Linked DNA regions of Homo sapiens: region 1 is linked to region 2. Evidence: read pairs that join two places in POLR2A ChIA-PET (ENCODE). Cell type or tissue: IMR-90. All regions are shown on one strand. Each heading gives the region's core, and the rest is flanking DNA. Links, peaks and the distances in the headings are about the cores only.

The links. Peaks named below come from ENCODE experiments on the same cell type or tissue, not always from the same donor. Only the 100,000 strongest peaks of a DNase experiment are listed, where the experiment ranks them.
Region 1: POLR2A ChIA-PET joins it to region 2 with 5 read pairs; 3 of 35 experiments call an interaction of 5 or more read pairs at or near these places.

What each region holds. Positions count from the first base shown.
Region 1 is chr11:34,937,226-34,953,941 of GRCh38, reverse strand. PDHX (pyruvate dehydrogenase complex component X) reads right to left here. Exons shown (of 11, transcript NM_003477.3): 3 at 6,336-6,436. It overlaps MIR1343 (microRNA 1343), which reads right to left and starts at 12,105; the gene lies at 12,022-12,105. In IMR-90, for the core only: no CTCF peak of the experiment used is centred there; no DNase peak of the experiment used is centred there.
Region 2 is chr11:35,286,962-35,291,961 of GRCh38, reverse strand. All of the region lies in intron 7 of SLC1A2 (solute carrier family 1 member 2), which reads left to right. Among named protein-coding and RNA genes, the nearest start is that of SLC1A2-AS1, 7.6 kb to the right of the region's middle. In IMR-90, for the core only: no CTCF peak of the experiment used is centred there; DNase peaks (open chromatin) are centred at 1,991 and 2,611; H3K27ac peaks cover 656 bases.

The DNA of each region.
Region 1 (16,716 bases), core at 4,706-9,705, 340 kb after region 2:
AGAAACATTCATTAAGCCCTTGAATAACAGTTGTCTGGCTTTCAAGTGCCAAGCACTGTTCCAGCACAGCATTAACTCATTTAATCCTAACAACCTTCTGAGGTAAATACTATCATTATTCCCATTTATAGATGAGAAAATTAAGGCACGAAGAGGTTATGTAACTTGCTCAAGATCACAAGACAAGTATGTAGCAGAGGCAGGATTTAAATGTAGTCTAACATCAGAGATGGTATCCAATATAATCGCTACCAAATCAATAATTTATCAAATCTGTAAATTATATCCAACTGATCAAAATTATCATGCAGCACCTCAAGATGGTGTCTGTATTTTAAAAAAACAAGTTTAAAAGGTATAAAGTGGATGTAACAATTTAGCTTTTGATTCATGGGGAATATAAACTATCTTTCCTCACAATCTGTCATAACTATTTCAATATGAAAAAATTAGAGTTGATAGCAGTAGCATGCTGTTTTGGTTACTGTAGCCTTGTAGTATACTTTGAAGTCACGTAGCATGATGCCTCCAGCTTTGTTCTTTTGGCTTAGGATTGACTTGGCGATGCAGGCTCTTTTTTGGTTCCATATGAACTTTAAAGTAGTTTTTTCCAATTCTGTGAAGAAAGGCATTGGTAGCTTGATGGGGATGGCATTGAATCTATAAATTACCTTGGGCAGTATGGCCATTTTCACAATATTGATTCTTCCTACCCACGAGCATGGAATATTTTTCCATTTGTTTGTATCCTCTTTTATTTCATTGAGCAGTGGTTTGTAGTTCTACTTGAAGAGGTCCTTCACGTCCCTCGTAAGTTGGATTCCTAAGTATTTTATTCTCTTTGAAGCAATTGTGAATGGGAGTTCACTCATGATTTGGCTCTCTGTTTGTCTGTTATTGGTGTATAAGAATGCCTGTGATTTTTGTACATTGATTTTGTATCCTGAGACTTTGCTGAAGTTGCTTATTAGCTTAAGGAGATTTTGGGCTGAGACAATGGGGTTTTCTAGATATACAATCATGTCGGCTGCAAACAGGGACAATTTGACTTCCTCTTTTCCTAATTGAATACCCTTTATTTACTTCTCCTGCCTAATTGCCCTGGCCAGAACTTCCAACACTATGTTGAATAGGAGTGGTGAGAGAGGGCATCCCTGTCTTGTGCCCGTTTTCAAAGGGAATGCTTCCAGTTTTTGCCCATTCAGTATGATATTGGCTGTGGGTTTGTCATAGATAGCTCTTATTATTTTGAGATACATCCCATCAATACCTAATTTATTGAGAGTTTTTAGCATGAAGGGTTGTTGAATTTTGTCAAAGGCCTTTTCGGCATCTATTGAGATAATCATGTGGTTTTTGTCTTTGGTTCTGTGTATATGTTGGATTACATTTATTGATTTGCGTATCTTGAACCAGCCTTGCATCCCAGGGATGAAGCCCACTTGGTCATGGTGGATAAGCTTTTTGATGTGCTGCTGGATTCGGTTTGCCAGTATTTTATTGAGGATTTTTGCATCAATGTTCACCAAGGATACTGGTCTAAAATTCTCTTTTTTTGTTGTGTCTCTGCCCGGCTTTGGTATCAGGATGATGCTGGCCTCATAAAATGAGTTAGGGAGGATTCCCTCTTTTTCTATTGATTGGAATAGTTTCAGAAGGAATGGTACCAGTTCCTCCTTGTACCTCTGGTAGAATTTGGCTGTGAATCCATCTGGTCCTGGACTCTTTTTGGTTGGTAAGCTATTGATTATTGCTACAATTTCAGATACTGTTATTGGTCTATTCAGATTCAACTTCTTCCTGGTTTAGCCTTGGGAGAGTGTATGTGTCGAGGAATTTATCCATTTCTTCTAGATTTTCTAGTTTATTTGTGTAGAGGTGTTTGTAGTATTCTCTGATGGTAGTTTGACCCTCAGAAATAACGCCGCATATCTACAACTATTTGATCTTTGACAAACCTGAGAAAAACAAGCAATAGGGAAAGGATTCCCTATTTAATAAATGGTGCTAGGAAAACTGGCTAGCCATATGTAGAAAGCTGAAACTGGATCCCTTCCTTACACTGTATACAAAAATTAATTCAAGGTGGATTAAAGACTTAAACGTTAGACCTAAAACCATAAAAACCCTAGAAGAAAACCTAGGCATTACCATTCAGGACACAGGCATGGGCAAGGACTTCATGTCTAAAACACCAAAAGCAATGGCAACAAAAGCCAAAAATTGACAAATGGGATCTAATTAAACCAAAGAGCTTCTGCACAGCAAAAGAAACTACCATCAGAGTGAACAGGCAACCTATAAAATGGGAGAAAATTTCCGCAACGTACTCATCTGACAAAGGGCTAATATCCAGAATCTACAATGAACTCAAACAAATTTACAAGAAAAAAACAAACAACCCCATCAAAAAGTGGGCAAAGGGTATGAACAGACACTTCTCAAAAGAAGACATTTATGCAGCCAAAAGACACATGAAAAAATGCTCATCATCACTGGCCATCAGAGAAATGCAAATCAAAACCACAATGAGATACCATCTCACACCAGTTAGAATGGCGATCATTAAAAAGTCAGGAAACAGGCCGGGCGCGGTGGCTCACGCTTGTAATCCCAGCACTTTGGGAGGCCGAGGCGGGTGGATCATGAGGTCAGGAGATCGAGACCATCCTGGCTAACACGGTGAAACCCCGTCTCTACTAAAAAAATACAGAAAAATTAGCCGGGCGTGATGGCGGGCGCCTGTAGTCCCAGCTACTCGGGAGGCTGAGGCAGGAGAATGGCGTGAACCCGGGAGGCGGAGCTTGCAGTGAGCCGAGATTGCGCCACTGCACTCCCACCTGGGCCAAAGAGCAAGACTGCGTCTCAAAAAAAAAAAAAAAAAAAAAAAAAGTCAGGAAACAAAAGGTGCTGGAGAGGATGTGGAGAAATAGGAATACTTTTACACTGCTGGTGGGACTGTAAACTAGTTCAACCATTGTGGAAGTCAGTGTGGCGATTCCTCAGGGATCTAGAACTAGAAATACCATTTGACCCAGCCATCCCATTACTGGGTATATACCCAAAGGACTATAAATCATGCTGCTATAAAGACACATGCACATGTATGTTTACTGCGGCACTATTCACAATAGCAAAGACTTGGAACCAACCCAAATGTCCAACAATGATAGACTGGATTAAGAAAATGTGGCACATATACACCATGGAATACTATGCAGCCATAAAAAATGATGAGTTCATGTCCTTTGTAGGGACATGGATGAAACTGGAAATCATCATTCTCAGTAAACTATCACAAGGACAAAAAACCAAACACCGAATGTTCTCACTCGTAGATGGGAATTGAACAATGAGAACACATGGACACAGGAAAGGGAACATCACACTCTGGGGACTGTTGTGGGGTGGGGGGAAGGGGGAGGGATAGCATTAGGAGATATACCTAATGCTAAATGACGAGTTAATGGGTGCAGCACACCAGCATGGCACATGTATACATATGTAACTAACCTGCACATTGTGCACATGTACCATAAAACTTAAAGTATAATAATAATAATAATAATAAAATAAATAAATAAATAAACAAACATTAAAAAAAGAAAAAATTAGAGTTGAGAATATCTTCCATTTAATAGAACTGCTCTGAGCTCTGAGAGGCTATTTTCTCAATTAAAAATATCACGGTCTAGACAGAAGAATCATTTGAAGCCTCTACAACTTCAAATTTCAACCATAAACTTTCAAACCATTAAAAGGCAACTTTGAATGGGATTGTGGGCAACTTAATGAAAAAATAAGGGTGGGGAAGGGGTATCTAACGAATACAGTAATATTTAAAAATGTATTCTTTAGAAAAATACCAATGACAGTATTTGAGTGAGATAAAGTGAAGAAACCAACTGAAGAAGGTGAATAGTACCGAGAATAATTATTCTGCTATTTTTAGTATTCAGATGATCAATTAAAAAACCATTTTTTTAAAAAAAATTTGTTTTAATATCCATGGATGCTATTTTTTAGAAAAAATTCTACTTTTGAAAATTGTTTTGAATAATGGTCTATCAATAAAAATCTATCAATAAATATATTGCTAGTCAATAAATACATTGCAAACATTACATAAATGTAAATAATTTTGACATCTTATACCCTTTTCATCCTCACAAATATCCTAATTGGTGTGCCAAATTATATAGCAACCCCAAATACACTGGAAGCCAAATTAGAGAACCTCTAATAAACCCTCCAAATATGTCATCCTAAGATTCTACTTTATTAATTTATCATTTAAAACAGCTGCTGTTCAATTTGCTAAATACTAACTTTAAGAATAAGCTGATGAACTGATCTTTAAATGTATAATAACTGAAGTATTTTTGTATCAAAATTTACTAGTTTTGACAGGGCATGGTGGTTCACGCCTATAATCCTAGCACTTTGGGAGGCCAAGGTGGGCAGATTACTTGAGTCAGGAGTTCAAAACCAGCCTGACCAAATTGGAGAAACCCGTCTCTACTAAAAATACAAAATTAGCTGAGTGTGGTGGCACATGCCTGTAATCTCAGCTACTTGGGAGGCTGAGGCAGGAAAATCATTTCAACCCAGGAGGCGGAGGTTGTGATGAGCCAAGATCGTGTCCAGCCTGGGCAACAAGAGCAAAACTCCATCTCAAACAAAAACAAAAACAAAAACAAAAAACAGAAGAAAAAAAGATTTACTAGTTTGTCCCTGATAAAATTGCAACATCTTGTTGTGAAGAGACTCCCAAATATTATCCAAAAAGCATGTGGAATAATAATAAAGCCACAAAGGCCTAAAATATACAGTCTTTTCTTTGGCAAGAAAATAGCTGTGCCACCAAAGCCACTATCAACTATATGCACTCCCACTCCCAACCTTTTTCAGAGCATAGGGGCCAGATGAATTGGCACTGCTGACCCACTGACATGGTTAGCAATTTGAAATGTATTACTAAGCAGCTAAGTGGAAAAATGCTATCAATTCTGGAAGATTTCCACAGCCAAACAATCCAGAATTGGGGCCAAGAACACAGTTTGCCAAAAGCACACATAATAAAATGTAGCTGGGTTTATTACATGGTAATTCAAGCAATCTGTTTCAATATGCTGCATAAATTAGTCAAGAAAACTATTTTTGGTATGAATATTTATATTTTCCTAGTTACAAATGTACAGAAATTTTAGGCTTTGATTCATATTCCTACAAGGAAGTTAACTGTATTATCAACATGTTTCAACCTGGAATGTTATATCTAGTATCTAATATGAGAGATGACAAGTAAAGGAGTTTGACATATTCGAAGTTAAAAATACAACATAAGTGGCTAAAAAAAAAAAAAAAAGGAAAAGAGGATTTTCTAGAAAGAAAAACAAATAAAAAATTGTCTCTAGATTTGCACCTAGTTAGAGTATAGCATTCTGAAGTGTAGTCTTTGAATAGAATATACAAAGGAAGGTGTTACATCTATGCTCAAAGCAGAGGTAAGCTGGTGGCTCAGAAATAAAAACACATCCACAAGGGACTGCTAATAGACATGCAGCTCATCTGTACAAATTGAACTCCAGAGGCACAAATGGATACTTATTATCCAGTTGCAACCAACCAATACAAATTATTAGGCAAACATACAGACTGACTTGGGGACTAATGGTCACCAAGAGCTGAGGAAACAGTTCTAATAATGGGAAAAGTAACATTTATTGAGCAATTGGGTAACAGGTCTTGAGATGAGCATATATGTACTCTCTCAATCTTCCCTACTGTCCTATGAAGTAGGTATTATTATCATCTCTACTTTAACATGAAGAAAAAGGCACAGGGGATGAAGAATTTGCTTATCATTACGTAACTAATAACTGGCAGAACTTTTTAGATATAACATGAATCAGTCAGCGGGGTGATTCCAGAGTCCACAGTCTTAGATGCTCCACCATACTACCTAGTAAAGGTTCTGGAAGTTAAGAAACAAACACGCTGGTTGGCTCAATCAGGGAATATACCACACAATGCTAAATAGTCATGTTTCTACCATATGTAGCTCTACGCATTTTATTTCACTTACTTTTCACATAAGCTCTAATATTCCATTATAAAAATAACGCACATTACAGAAAATTTAGAAAATACAGAAAAATAGGCTATTAGACCTTAACTCTAAAACATTTTAAACACTTGAACTAAAAATGTATTATGTAGTAGACAATACACATTAAAAATAAGGAGGCAAAAATAAAAGGTAATTTTACTACAATGAACTTTCCACTCAAGAAATCTTCATCCTGTTGAAGAAAATTAAAATAAAAACTTACCACGATTTTGGCCAAGATTCCATCATCACTTGCATCTAAGGTAACCACAGCTTTGTCAGTCTCAATTTCACATAATGCATCTCCAGCACTCACCGCTTCACCTACAAAACAAGACTGGGTTTGTTTTGTTTTTTAAAATATAAATATTACTATGTATATATGTACGTATGAATAAAACATAAATAAATACCAAAATATTCCGTAGCTATTTCTGGGTTGTGGAAATACAAGTAATTCTCATTATGTGTGGGTGTTTGTGTGTGTGTGTGTATGTGTATGCTTTGCTGTAATTTCCAAAAGCTCTATAATGGACATAAATTATACTTGTGATAATAAAAAAGCTATTACAAAGATTACTGAGCATGTAAAAATGAAATCAACCTTAAAGACATCAGCAACAAATGTGTATCCACCTCTGAACAAATCAATTCCAGACTCCATATCCCCCTTACTTTTTCAAACATTTTGACTATATTCCCTGAAGAAAAGTTTTACAATTAACAGTACTTCTGGGTTCACATCTTAGGGCAAGTTCAAAAAACCTGTTGGCAGCACACAGTATAAATGAATAAAGCATATAAAGCATAAAAAGAGAAAATCAAAGACACAACTGAAGTCAAATACAGATCATTTCTCTGCAACAGAAAATATCTGGAAACTCAAAAATATGGAGGAAGACCTGAAGTTCCAGGCTTACTAGCTTCTGGATTTAGGAGCAGGTTTGGAGCAAACAGGGGAAAAGAGGTACAACAGTTTCCTTTGGGGATTAAAGGGAACTAAAAGTAGTCTGTTGGATATAGGGGACTCAAATCAGATTCACTATTTGGAGCTAGGGCTAAGTCAGGGTTCTTCTACTCATAATGTGAGGCTGATAAAATGCACAATCAAAACCTGTTGACTGAGACTATGATTTTAATCAGCAACCATGGGTCTAGGAAGGTGGGGACCAGAATACTGCCTCAGTACCAGGAACAAAGTCAAGCCACCCTCTGGCTCCGGGGCTGTATCTGCCAATATCCCCAATATCAATTGCAAAATTCCTTGGATGGTGGCAAGGATCGAGGGGGGACTGCGTAGGAGGGAAGACATTAAAACATAAACTTTCCACTTAAAAGTAAATTGCACAAGAAAGTTCTGAGACACACGAAGAAATCAAAAGCTAAGAAAGCAAGCCACAAAATCAGTAATTGTAACAAAAATTCTTTTCAGAAGCAATTTATTTAGTGCAATCTGTCAAAGATTGTAAAATAAGTACTTGAGGACATCCAAAAACATAAATGAAAGTAAAAGAGCCATCACAAGAACAAGAAATTAAAAAAAAATGGTATCAGGTAGAAATAAAAAAACGAATTAGAAATCTTAAAAATGAAAAATTAAGTAATTGAAATAAAAAGAAACAACAGAATATATTCTAGACAGGGAATAGTGAAGGTATGAATTAGTAAATTGAAAGGTAGCACTAATGAACTACGCAGAATTTCATACAGGCAGACAAAAAGATACAAACATTAAAAACAAAAAACAAAACAAAACGAAAAAACAGAAAAGAGCAGTTAAGTGACAAAGACTGAGGCTGCAATGTTTGCTAATGGAGTTCTGAGGGAAGACACTGGAGGCACTGGTGGAGAAGCAATACCTGAAGAATTAGTGGCTGAGAATTTCCCAGAACTGGAGATGTATACTCTCATCATCAAAGAGTTTTGAATGAATTTAGGATAGGTGTACTGACTAGCAGGGGGCATACGGATCTGTGTAGCTTGCTAAGAATGTTCTAAATCTTGATCTAGGTGGTGGTAACATGGGTATACATGTATACAAAATTTAATTGAGCCTAAAGTTTATGCAAGTTATACCTTGATAAAAACTTAAACAGAAAAAAGAGTATTAGACTATATAAACATGAATCCATATTAGATACAATGTAAAGAAACCGCATTCTATCAACGATAAAAACATAATCTTTTAAAAATCTATCAAAGGGGAAAAAAAACAGATTACCTCAATGGAAAGACTGAGAGTACACTTCTCAGCAGCTGCAACAGAGGTCAGAAAACAATGAAGTAATATCTTCAAAAAACTGAGGAAAAATAACTGTCTAGAATTTTGTATGCTGCCAAACCATCATTTGAGAATGAAAGAGAAGTATTCTTTAGATATATAAAGGCTAGGAAATTTTACCACCTATTAAAGATCTCTTTAAAAAGCTCTTACAAGATGCAGTTCATCAAGAAGAAAAGTGGAAGCAGATGGAACCCATGGGCTATAAGAAACAAGTTATTGTGAAAATTACTAAAATGTTAACTACTAGTATTTTTAAAGTAATGTTTGAGGGTTTAAAAAGTGTAAAACTCAAACTCTAAAAAATAATAAGATAGGTAAGGAAATGTTTAGATGGTAAGGCATGCTAACAACTTTGATATATTCAGCTGGTGCAAAAGTAATTTTATTTTTACCACCTTACTTTCAAAAACCCCAATTACTTTTGCATCAACTTATAATAGGAGAAAAATACTGAATAATACTAAACTTTATTGGCAAAATTTAATTTAAAATTTAAAAACAGAAATATAATCTACAGCATTAGAAAAACAGAGGAAAAATAAGAAGTTGATTATCTAACTGAGGGCAGGCACATGGAAAGAAAAGGCAAAGGATAAAAACAAAAATGCACAAAAAATGGTAGAAATAAGTCCCCATGTATCCGTAATCACAATAAATATAAATGGATTAAAATCACCCATTAAAAGTAGAGATTATCAAAATGGATATGAAAATAAAATCTAGGTAAATGTAGCTTACAAGAGATAGCCCTAACACAAAAACAGAATAAAAAACAAGGGGATAAAAAATATGTAACATATAAATACACCTCCTCACACACCAAAAATAGCTGGAATAGCAATATTAACAGGCAAGCATCATAAGAGAATATGAAAGAAAATCTAAAACACTAAATTAACAAATATGCTCTGAACGTTCACAGTACAGAAAGTACTTCATTGTGTACCAAGATGATCAAATTGATAGTTATATCTTCAGGTTAAATAGTTCAGAGACACTAATATAAGTTATTTTTAAAAATAAATTGATATGTTAGATGATATTTATTTACCACCTAAAAGGTCCTTTGTCTAACTCCAAAGAGATGTCCCTAGTCAACAAACATTTATTAAAAATGTATTGGGGTGGCCAGGCGTGTAGGCTCACACCTGTAATCCCATCACTTTGGGAGGCCGAGGTGGGTGGATCACCTGAGGCCAGGGGTTCAAGACCAGCCTGGCCAACATTGTGAAACCCCGTCCCTACTAAAAATACAAAAATTAGCCAGGAGAGGTGGCAGGCACCTGTGGTCCCAGCTACTCGGGAGGTTGAGGCAGAAGAATCACTTGAACCTGGGAGAAGGGGGTTGCAGTGAGTCAAGATCATGCCATTTCACTCCAGCCTGGGCAACAAGAGCAAAAACTCTGTCTAAAAAATAATAATAATTATATAAATATATTTTATATATATATACACACACACACACATATTTGTATTATATATTTATATATTACATATAAAATATATATACATATGTAGGCACTGAGGATACAGCAGTGGACAGTAATAACAGCAAAGATTTAAGATTCCTGACCTCAAGAAGCTTGCTTAATATCCATTGACAAGTAAACTGGAAAATACAGCAGGATAAGGTGAGGTCAGGATGCTTTGGGAATGTTCAGGAGGGGCATCTAATTCAGTTTTTGTAAGGTGAGAAAAGGCTTCCTAGAATACAATGACCACCTATTCTGAGCCTGAAGAGGTGAGGAGGAGACAATCTGTAAACAGGCAGTGATCCAGGTAGAAGGTAATACACTTATAGCCCTGGAGGCAGAGAGAACAGGAAACTTCAGAGAAACTGGCAAATAGTATGCGAGAGAAGTGACGAGAGATTAGGCTGGTAAGATATGCAGGAAGAGACCAAAAATGACCTTTGTATGTCATAGAGAAAGCTACAGTGTCAGATTATATCATCTTACATACTTCTTTAAATGTTTTAGTGGTTAAAACAGATTGCACTTCAAAAGGGAAAAAAAGCACACCCTCAAAGATTTCTGCTATAATCACGGGAAAAACTATAGAACTAGTAAACCCAGCAATTAAATACCTCTTAGATGCCTAGAAAACAGACTCTAGCCACAGAAAAACAAAATGATGCTATATCATCATTTGTGTTCATCAGTATTCAAATTCCAACCACACTTTAAGAACTACAGATTCGACTTCAGCTATATAACTTTCTCTGAGTAACTTGACCTACATAATTTTGTTCATATTCCAGATTCCTATAGTAGGTCTAATTTATTTAAAAATCACAAATTGCATATAAAATGTTATATTACTGCTAATTACTTTTTTAAATTGTGATTTCCTCTATTTACTAGACTATGAGCTTCTTCACAATACGGACAGGACACTTAAATGTTTTATATTCCCATCCCCATTCCTCAGGTTTCATGGCCAATGCACCATACCCAATGAATTTTAGATTAAAATGCTTTAGAAAAAAACATGATAACTTCACGAATCCTTATTTCCTCATAAGGTATACATCAAATTATCTTTTACATTTCTTTTGCTTCTAACATTTGATTTGTAGCATGCTTCTGATATTTAAAAAGATAGCCTTTTTTTCTTTTTTAAAAAACTATATCTATTCACATAACACAGACATATATGTTAGCTAGATGAGAATGCCAAGGGAGAGGGTAGAAGAGAAAAGCAGGAGGAGAGAGAAGGAAAAAAGGAGAGGACAAAAGAGAGGGAGGTAGGGAAAAGAAACACAGAACACTTTACCAATAAATCACAGGGAAGTTTTAAAAACATAGTAATATTACGTATGGAAGCATTACCCCTAACTCATCACAAAACCAAAGTTCTATCTTTCAATAATCAAACATCATGTAAATGCCAAAAGAAAACTCTGAGAGCAAATAATGAGCCATGAATATTTCAAATCTACTGAGTTTCAGCTGTGATCAAAAATTTAGTGCTATAACTTAGAAAGACTCCTTGGCAGAGTAGTTACAAGGAACCTCTCCTAATTCAAATATGAGTTTGATTCCAAGCTCTGACAGTTACTAGTGATCTTGACCAAGTTACTTAATCTCTCTGACTCTCAGGAAAATTTTAAATGTATAGATATATATTTTTTAAGTCATGGGGCTGGAAGTGTTAATGCTTCACATACATCTTTATGTAACACTTTACAACATCTCTAGGTAAAAATAAAATGTTAGCTATACAACCATTTTGAATCAAGACACATTTATTCCATATTCTGTCATGTCTACCTGAATCAAGATACGGTTTTTTTCCATATTCTGTCATTTCTACCAGAATCAGGACACATTTATTCCATATTCTGTCATTTCTACCAGATCATCCAACAAACATTAATGTATAAGGCACTGTACTAAGCACTGGGTATGAAAACAACAAAAAGAGAAGGTTCTGTCCACAAAGAGTTTAAAGTGGAGAAGAGTGGAAAAGACTCAGCAGCTAGGATAGAGGGTCCTGGACAGCGTGAGATGACAGATGGCTTCTCAGCTGTCAGGTTCATAGCTGACTGATTGAAGAAAGAGATGGCAGCCCTGGAGTGTTCCTGCACCATCTTCTCGTGGTCCATGGCAGTGGCGGAAGAGGAGCGGGCCCAGAGCGAGAGTGCGGGCCCCAGGAGGGGCCAGAGCAGAGGCCCACCCGGGGGCCGCTCCCCAGCACCGACGCCAGCATCATCGTCCTGTTCCTTTGTCCGATGGGCAGCTGCCAGAGCTGAGGACTGAAGTATACGGAGGCTTCCCTTTCTCTTTTTAAATTCTAGATATTAAGCATAGCCTTGGTCAAACACAGTTAATGGTGATGTTTATTTTATTAATAGAATAAGTCCTGAGGCTTTCACAAAATAATTTTGTTCTGCCAAAAATTAAGAATAAAAGTCTTTACGTAAAAGATGTGTGTGGTGGTGGTGGTGGAAGAGAGCTAGTTTTTATCTGTAAGACCAAGTTATCAGATTAACATGAACATTAAAGAAAAATTCCTCTTCTTAGTGCTATGTTGAACCATAATGATAACAATAATCAGAAACAAAAATAATTCAATTGTTGACTCTACAAGTATTTACTAGCTGCCCATGTGAATGACACTGTGTGCGACACTATGATAAAAATAGTAATAAAATAAGACAGAACTGCTTCAAGAAGTTCCTAATCTGATTGAAGAACAGTACAACAAGCAGGCAATGACAATCCCATCCAATTAGTACCTACAGCAGAATGGGAATGTAGAGGAGGGACCCCTAGTCAGTGTTTGTCATCCCTTTTCACTTCACACACACACAAAGAAGGATAATATTTGCATGGCCAAAGACCTGAGGCAACCTGGTTGCTAGGCCAGTTGAGGTCCTGCCCTATGGGGTGAAGGCATGAGTAGGAGAGTTTGAGAAGGGCCCAGTTAGACAAGGTCAACCACCCACACATCCCTCTGGCTTCTTAAAGTCTAGTAGCTACTGTATTCGACAGTTTAACACAGAACATTTCCATCACCACAGAAACTTCTATTGAATAAAACTATAATCTATAATTCCATTCACTAATTTAAAAATTCTGATATAATACAAAGATTTAGCAATAAATGTAAAAACGCATAATGATGGAATATAATTTAGTAACAAAAGGAATGAACAGCTGATAAATGCTACAACATGGATGAACCTTAATCATGCTAAATCTGAAAAAATCTAGTCACAAAAGACCAAACATTACATGCTTCTATTTATATGAAACATAGACAAAAGGCAAAACTTTAGAGACAAAAAACAGATCCGGATTGTCTAGGGATAGAGATGGGAGGAAAAAAATGACTGCAATCAGGCAGCAGGGATCTTTTTTGGGGTGACAGAAATGTGTTCTAAAACTGGATTGTGGTGATGGCTGCACAACTCCATATATTTATTAAAAATCATTGAATACTTAAAATAGGTAAATGTTATGGTATGTAAATTATACCTCAATAAAGCTGTGAAAACCATAGTACACCAAAAAAAGGAAGCTATTTGTGAAATGGACTTTTCAAAATTTTCCATTTTAGCACCACAAACATATACATATTGCCAGAAATAACGGAACCAAAGTGTCTTCTATAGTAGAATCCAGAGACCCATATAACTCTCTAGTGGCATCTAGTGATATAGGATAAGGCTTTCTTCAAAATGGTTTTATTTCTGAATTTTATACAGTAACAGTATATTAGACAAAAACTATTTGAAATACAAAAAAATCCCTTGTCTCATGACATAAGGAATACCGCAGCAACAAGCACCACTGTTAAGCATGCTTACTACGTACATTCTAGGCACTGTGGGTGTGGCTAAGTGCTTGATGGAATTATCTTAGCCTGGTTTTGTTCCATAGTGCTTCACGGCAGAGCAGAAAAATCTCAAATATTCTGAGGAAAAAAAACAAGGTTTTTCATAACCTCAAATATTCTCTTACAAAAGGAGAACAAGAATTTTTTTTCCTTTCTGTTATTTTAACAGATTTGACAGTTCAATTGATGAAAAAATAAACTAGGTGCAGTTTAAACTGAAAATATCTGAAGCACATGCCCCCTCCAAATAAAAAACTTGTAATAAAAATGCCAAATGATAGCTCAATTGACCTTTCAAAAGATTTTGAAATTGTGGGTGTTACCTAGCACTTTCAGAGCATTTTCTGTACTAATTTTATGATATATAAGGTTTTAGTCAATCCTCAGACTGAAATGAAGTACTCTAATAGTCATTATAAAACTTATTTTCTTAGAATCATGAGTTCAACAAAGACGGAAATAATTTATATGCTATAATACTGCATATTTCAGTTACTTAAAAAAAGAAAATAAAAATGAGTTATCATAGAATTATAAATCCAGGATATTCCGTACCTTAGATTTCAGCTAGTTCAACTCACTCCCAGGTAGTTCATGGCAGAGGAGGAACCCCAAAGGAAAAACCATGATTCCTGGGCCAGAGTTTTTTCTTTGCACCCTTACCTCCTTGGTGTAAAACGCTGCGCGCATGCAAGTGCACACACACACACACACACACACACACACACACACACCATTAGTAAAAGAAGCTGTGAATCAGTCTCAGATCTTTGAAAAAACTTAATGGTTTTTAAGACTGAACTGCTGTCCATTGAATGTTCTCAAATACTTATCTAGTCTTCGCTTAGAAGTAAACTAGATTCATAATTCGATGCAACACTATCATTTTTCATGAAAAATATCAATTTTCTTAATGCATAAAGGTTTAAACTCATTGTTTTATGGTGACCATACATTTAAAAAGATCTCAAAAATCAAACAAACAAAAAACAGTTAATAAGAGAAAAAATATATGAAAAGTATGCTGTCAGAATATAAATTTGTTTTTAATATAAAATGAATGGAGCAAGTTATCATAAATGTACCAAGAACCAGGCATACTTAAACATATATTGACACCCATGTATACAGTAAATAAGTGTTAATGAAAAGCAGCCAATTATACTCAAAAGATCACAAATCACAAAGGTGATGAGCTTCAAAAAGAAGCCAGTGAACCACTAAGAACCAAGGATTAAGATTGCTCTCAATTATTTACTGTGTTTTGGCAAAAACAAATTTCCCTTCAGTTGGCAGAACACAGAATTTTAAGAGCAACCTTCAGGGAAACATGCTCCAGGGACTTAAAATACATCCTGGCCTGTCCTACATGAAAATAGCATATTGTAATCAAAAGGAAAAAAGAACAGAATAATGAGACCATATGTCTGCTGGCTCTTTATCTTACTGCTCATATTCTAACGGGTGTGAATAACTTATTAGATTGCCAGTGAGCTGGAAGTCTGAAAGATAAATGTGGCCCAAGAATCCCCTCATCTGCTTACCTATAAATTCTCAAAGTGTGAAGAAAGTTAATCTTTTTAAAATAATCCCTAAAAGACTGTTCTGTGTCTGAATCATTATTTAATGACACCAACACCCTGTCATATCGAATATGGAAATAGCCAAAGCTCTGTAATTCATCAGAGAAAAGAAACCTAAAAACACATTCCAACTGATTACATTATTTATAAAGGTAAAACTTTCTTAGATACTGACAATTATTTTAAAAGATAGCAGCAGCCATGCAGAGCCAATTGCTCTAAATGCTTTCCAATGGGGTACTGGCTCTTTCATTTACATTACACATATCTTTCTTAAATTCTAGAAAATTCTCTGCCATGTTTTTCTTTGAAAATTACCTCTTCCCATTTCCCTCTTTTTTTCTTCTTCTGAAATTCCTATTGGGTTATTGAATAATTTTCATTTTACCCTTCATATGTCAACTTCTCTTTCATATTTTCCAGTGCTGTCTCTATGTGCTACATGCAACCTAACTTCCTCTAGTCGTCCTTCTGTTCACAAATTCTTCATTCAGTCCTGTCTAATCACACTTCAGCCCACCCTTGAGGTTTGGGGGGTTTTAATTTGAGAGACTATATTTTTCATTACTAGAAGTTCTGTTTATCCTTTTCAAATCTGCCTGGACTTTTGTAATTCCAATTAACTGAAGTTCTTGGGATCCAGTCCTGCTGCTTGTTATGCCTACTGACTTCACTCCTAAAAGACTTCTTCCACATACGTTATTAAATGTGGGATTGTGACTTTTGGTGAGACTTTATCTGCAAATTCTGTATGGTTTGGATTAGAAGCTGTATTCTTCCAGAATAATGGCTTCTACCAGGTAACCCAGGGAGGCGATCAGCCCAGGACAACTTCACTTCTATCTGTGGGTTCCCAGAAAATGCAAGTTCTATAAATTTGACCCTCAGGAGGACTCTTTAGGGGAGTAGGCATTCTTATTCCATATAGATTCAAAATCATTTTGCCTGTTATCACATGGCATTAAATTCCATCCACATGCTGATGACTCTCAAATTTCTGTCTCCAAGTCAGACTTCACTCCTGAACTTCAACTCCTATAATCAGTTATCTATTGAACACCTTCCCTTGAATGCCTCATATGCATTTCAAATCTTACCATATTCAAATTTTAATCTGATTCTTGATTTCCCTTCCTTGCTCCTTCCACCCACCCCGCCACCAAAAAAAAAAAAAAAAGTCAGCAACTCCAGCCTTCCAGCTCAGCCCTAGTGGTGCACATGGCCTCAACTCCCATTCACCACTCCAGATGTGGGGACACTTGGTGATTTCCTTTCTCTGCATTCCAGCACCACTTAACATTGAAAAGATTTACTTATAATATTATATCCGATAGAGAGCAGATGCTTTACCCCATCTGTTTAGATTATCACATTGATTAGGAGTTCTCAGTGTT
Region 2 (5,000 bases), core at 1-5,000:
GTAACAGGATATTTTTCAATAAACATTTCACCTGTGATTTGGAAAATGCTATCACAAAATATTACTCTTTGAAGATTTTGGTAAATACATTTTCAAAAGTAGGAGAAGCAGCTTTTACAAAGTAAATGGTATGTTAGGTGAGACTTTTTCTAACAAAATTCGGCCAAGTCTTTGACCTCGACACGAACCTCTAATGGATTATTTTTCCCCAGAGTTAACTTGGCATTGATGAAGAATCAGTTCCCCCTTTGTTACTTAGTTCCAGTACCTAGAAAGCCAAAGAGGACCCCAGAGATATGTAGAGAAAAATCATTTTTTGGACTATCATCTTGGACTGAATCTAACAAAAACAAACCAAAAAATGAACAAGAAGAAATACATAAGAAACGTCTTACAATTAGGCTGGGCGCAGTAGCTCATGCTTGTAATCCCAGCACTTTGGGAGGCCTCGGCAGGCGGATCACTTGAAGTCAGGAGTTCGAGGCCAGCCTGGCTAACATGGTGAAACCCTGTCTCTACTAAAAATACAAAAATTAGCCAGGTGCGGTGGGGGGCGCCTATAATCCCAGCTATTCGGTAGTCTGTGGCAGGAGAATTGCTTGAACCTAGGAGGCAGAGGTTGCAGTGAGCTGAGATTGCATCACTGCACTCTAGTCTGGGTGACAAAGTGAGGCTCCATCTGAAAAAAAAAAAGAAAGAAAGAAAGAAATGCCTTACAATTGAGAATTTTTAAGACTAGTGTTTTACTTTCAGCTTGCAATCATTGTTTTATTTCTGCACATATGTCCTTGGGTCACAAAACTAAGACTGAATCATAAAACAGGTGGCAGGGAGGCAAGCAAATTCTGAAACCCATAGCTCATCATTCAGGTCCTTGTTGCAGAACCTGTGCCCATGCAATGCTAGGGAGGTGCCACTGCATGACGCAGCAGGGCCTGTTGCTCCACGGCTACTGAGCAGTCAGTCAGGTTTCCCTTAAGCGACCTAACAGACCAATAATGCCAACCACCTGGGAAGCCAAATAAAACTTCCATCTTGCAAATCAATGAGGATTCAGTGCTAGTAGAAAATGGAGTTTCAGACAAAGCTGGAATATATACAATCTTAAGGGTCTAGATTCTTTACCCAGTTTCCGAAGATGAAGGAAAACACTTCAAAATTTCCTTCTTGATTTATAAATTTTCCATGACTAAGTATCTCTATCCATACAGATCTTCACTTGAAGAAAAAGAGAAAAAAAAAAAAACCCAACCTGGTTTAATTTTATTTTTGTTTTCTGGTTATAAGCCTGGTATCTCATACTTTATCTCATACCAGGCTCATAACCAGAAAACAAAAATAAAATAAAATTTCTGCAGGCTCAATGTGAAAAAGTTCAGGCAGTGAATACAATTTTGAAGAAGAAAATGAGCTTTGCCAATTATTCTATCACCCAGTGATAACTGGTCATAACCTTTTAATTAGTCTTTAGTTATATATCTTTCAAGTTCTTACTATGTATGTATATATTGTTTTATAAATAGTTATTTTTTTACTGGTCAACGTATCATAAAAGTTGTATCTATTGCAATAGACTTTACTACCATTTTTTAAACTGCATAATAATGCACTGTATGTACTACAATGCAAACCCCACCCTGTCCTAGCCACAGTGATGTATATTTAAGGCATGTCTATTAAACAGGGCTGTGACAAACATCCTTACAAATACATCTCTGCAAGGTTGTATGATGATCCCCTCAGGATAAGTGGAATTTCAGAGTCAAATGGTATGCACATTGACAGTTTTGAAGCACATTACCAGATTGCTATTCAGAAAAATGTATTATTTTATGTTCCCATTAACTGGGGTTTGAGGGTGTGCCCATCCCTGCTTGCTTACCAGCTCTGGATATTGCCAGTCACTTTAATGCTTTCCAGTCCTATTGGGTGAAAAGTAATCTCATGGGATATGCATATCTTTACTTCTCCTTCCCCTCCCCTTTCGCCTGCCTTGTGAATTGTTCATGAACTTGGTCATTTTCCTGTTGAGGTATTCGTCCCTTCCTGATTGATTTTCAAGCTCTCTTTTTGTATAAGAATATTAGCTCATGTGTCACAAGTTGCAAATAATCCTCCTCTTCACTTGACATTTGTCTTAAAAATTTACTGTGCTTTTTGCCTCTAGAAGTTTTAAATTTGTACTTAGTCAAAGCTATCAATACTTTTCTTTAGAATTTAGAATTTAGATTTTGCTTAGGAATAGCTTCTCCAAGTTAATACAATATGACTTTTTATTTTCTTCCAATACCTTTATGGTTTAGATCTTTCAACTATTTCAAAAATATTAGTATTATTTTCTTTTGAATGACTAGAACATTATTTCAGTAACTTTATAAGACAAGGTGAATCTTAAGGGGATTTGCATGGCCCAAATTTGTATTTAAATCAGAGACAAATGCTCAGATTATCCAACCAAGGCTGCTAATATTAGACCAATTTCTTCCCCTAACTCTGTATTTCATTTGAAAAAAAAAAAGTGGTTTTAATCTTTAGTTAAAATGTGGTTTTTGCCTGGATGTGGAATTTCTTTTTTTAAAAGGCCATGTGGCGTGAGTCATGTACCGAGAATTAACTGAAGGTTTCTTTGCCATCATGGTCACAGAGAAGAAAAAAAAAAATGTAAAACCCAGGGACAGCCCACAAAATATCCTTCCTGCCTCCTCGGCCCTTGTACAGAATAAAGACGTTGAGGGTAGTTGAACATCTTTTCTCAATGGTTCCAGAGGCTGGTGTCAGGGAGGACAGAGGGAGTGGGGTGGCCTGAGACTGACCTGTCTTCAGCCCTCCAACTTCAGTGCAGTCTGTTAAAACTAATACTTAAAAAACAAAAGAAGCATTTCAAATATCTGACAGTTATTATTAGCAACATTTGAAGGCTGTCATATGGCCATTGAGGCAGGAACCAAAAAAGCAATGTCAGCATGTCAGCCCATCCACACAGGAAAGCTTGAAATTAAAATTCTCAAGTCCTAGTTTGATTGGGTGGGTGGGTTTTTTAAGACAAAAAGCCTGTCCAGTAGAGAAATAGAGGATATTTTTATACTTACCAATCATTTTTCCCAGTCGACTTAATTGTCCAAAGACCATTTGATGACATTTTGGAAAAATAAATGCAATAATAAACATAAATGTATGCCAGCAATTCCTAGTTTGATTGGGTGGGTGGGTTTTTTAAGACAAAAAGCCTGTCCAGTAGAGAAATAGAGGATATTTTTATACTTACCAATCATTTTTCCCAGTCGACTTAATTGTCCAAAGACCATTTGATGACATTTTGGAAAAATGAATGCAATAATAAACATAAATGTATGCCAGCAATTCCAGAAGTATCCTTAGATTTGAGAATGCTTGCAATCGAGAATCCTGGCCACCAACCACAACTGAGCAGTCATCTCATACCAGTCCTGGTGTCCTGGCAACCCTTCGAAAGGGCCCAGGAAAGGGTGGGGTAAGAGGAAGAAAGGGACACTGACTTCTCATTAAGATAGCAAGCTAGGTCTGATGCCATCCCCTGCATGCAAATGAGGCCAGGCTCCAACTTTGCCCTGGGTTTGCAAGATTTTAGTTATGAGATGTCCCCCAACAAACAATTCTTCTTCCTACCCCAGACCAAGAAGGAGGCATGAGACAGACCCCTGACTTGAAATCACAAAGAATGTTCTGGTAAGAGAAATCTGGCTCTCCTAAGGTTGTTTTAGGAGCTCGTGGGCCAGTGGTTTGATAAGATGCACATCTCGCATCCCTAGTTTTAGGGCTTCTGATTCGTTGGTTCTGGATAGGCCCTGGAATCTTCATTTCATTTAGCTTCCCTGGAGCAGATGGTCTTCTCCCACTCTTTGAGAAACTAAGACCTCTACAGGGATCTATGTCCAGTTTGGTCACTAATTCTGACCAGTAGAAGGAGGAAACTTTGACAAAAGCTGTAAGTGCAAGAGAGAAAACACCTCCAAATGTTATCTGCATTGCAGGTTTTCTAATTCACTTTGCTAAAGTTTGAATAGAAAAAAATCAAGAGGATGGACCATGAAGCACTTCCATGGCAGTTTGAGTGTTCTGCATTGCTTTCTACATTACTTAAACTTTGCAGCAAATCCACTCACCCTCCCAGGCACTTCTATCCACATGGAAATAATATTCTGGCCTTTAGCAACCCTTACTGTTTATTGGTCTCCAATTTTGAAGACATATGAACGTGTCAGGAATTCTGGCCTTCGAGGCTTGGTCATGTGGTCACGAATCCACATCCCAGGCCTGGGAGGAGTGGGGGTGAAGTCCCTTCATATTTAGTCTTTGATTTGCTAATGAGCACATGCTTTCCTGCTCCATGTCATTGAAGTGACTGTAGAATTGGCCGATGAGCATATATCAGGGTGTTGGACTATCTGTGAGGTTCCCCAGTGAATTGCTTGAAGCTCAGGTTCATGCTGAAGTGTGCTGGACATGTTTGTTGTTATGGAAATTAGCAAGTCCAGCTCAGGACAATTTCCCAGGGCTAAATGCAATCCATTCAGTCATTTTATCGGAAACAGCATTTCTAGCATGAAATTATGGGTTATTCAAAAATTCCTCATCCCATTTTGCTGTTGATAGCTGATTCTTTTCTGACATAGCTGGCTTTTGTTTTTTTTTTTTTGCAACCCAATTAATATGGGCAATCAGATGCACTTCAATATCGAATCCAAGGTGGAAACAGTGGCCAAAAGAAAAAATCTTCAAGCTCTGAGTATATCTCCAAAACCAGAACCAATGAAAATATTTTGCTGCCTATTAGTGTCTTAATAAGATTGAATTTGAGCCTCCAACTCACGAGTTTTTAATCTGGCTCCAGATACTGCTTTTTTGCATGTCACATTGCTTGATTGACACAAAACAAGAAAAACTAAGGATGCAGTGGCATTCCAGTTTATGCATTGTCCTGCTTCTCTAAAGTGGACATAACCCTGTCTCTCTCTTTCTCT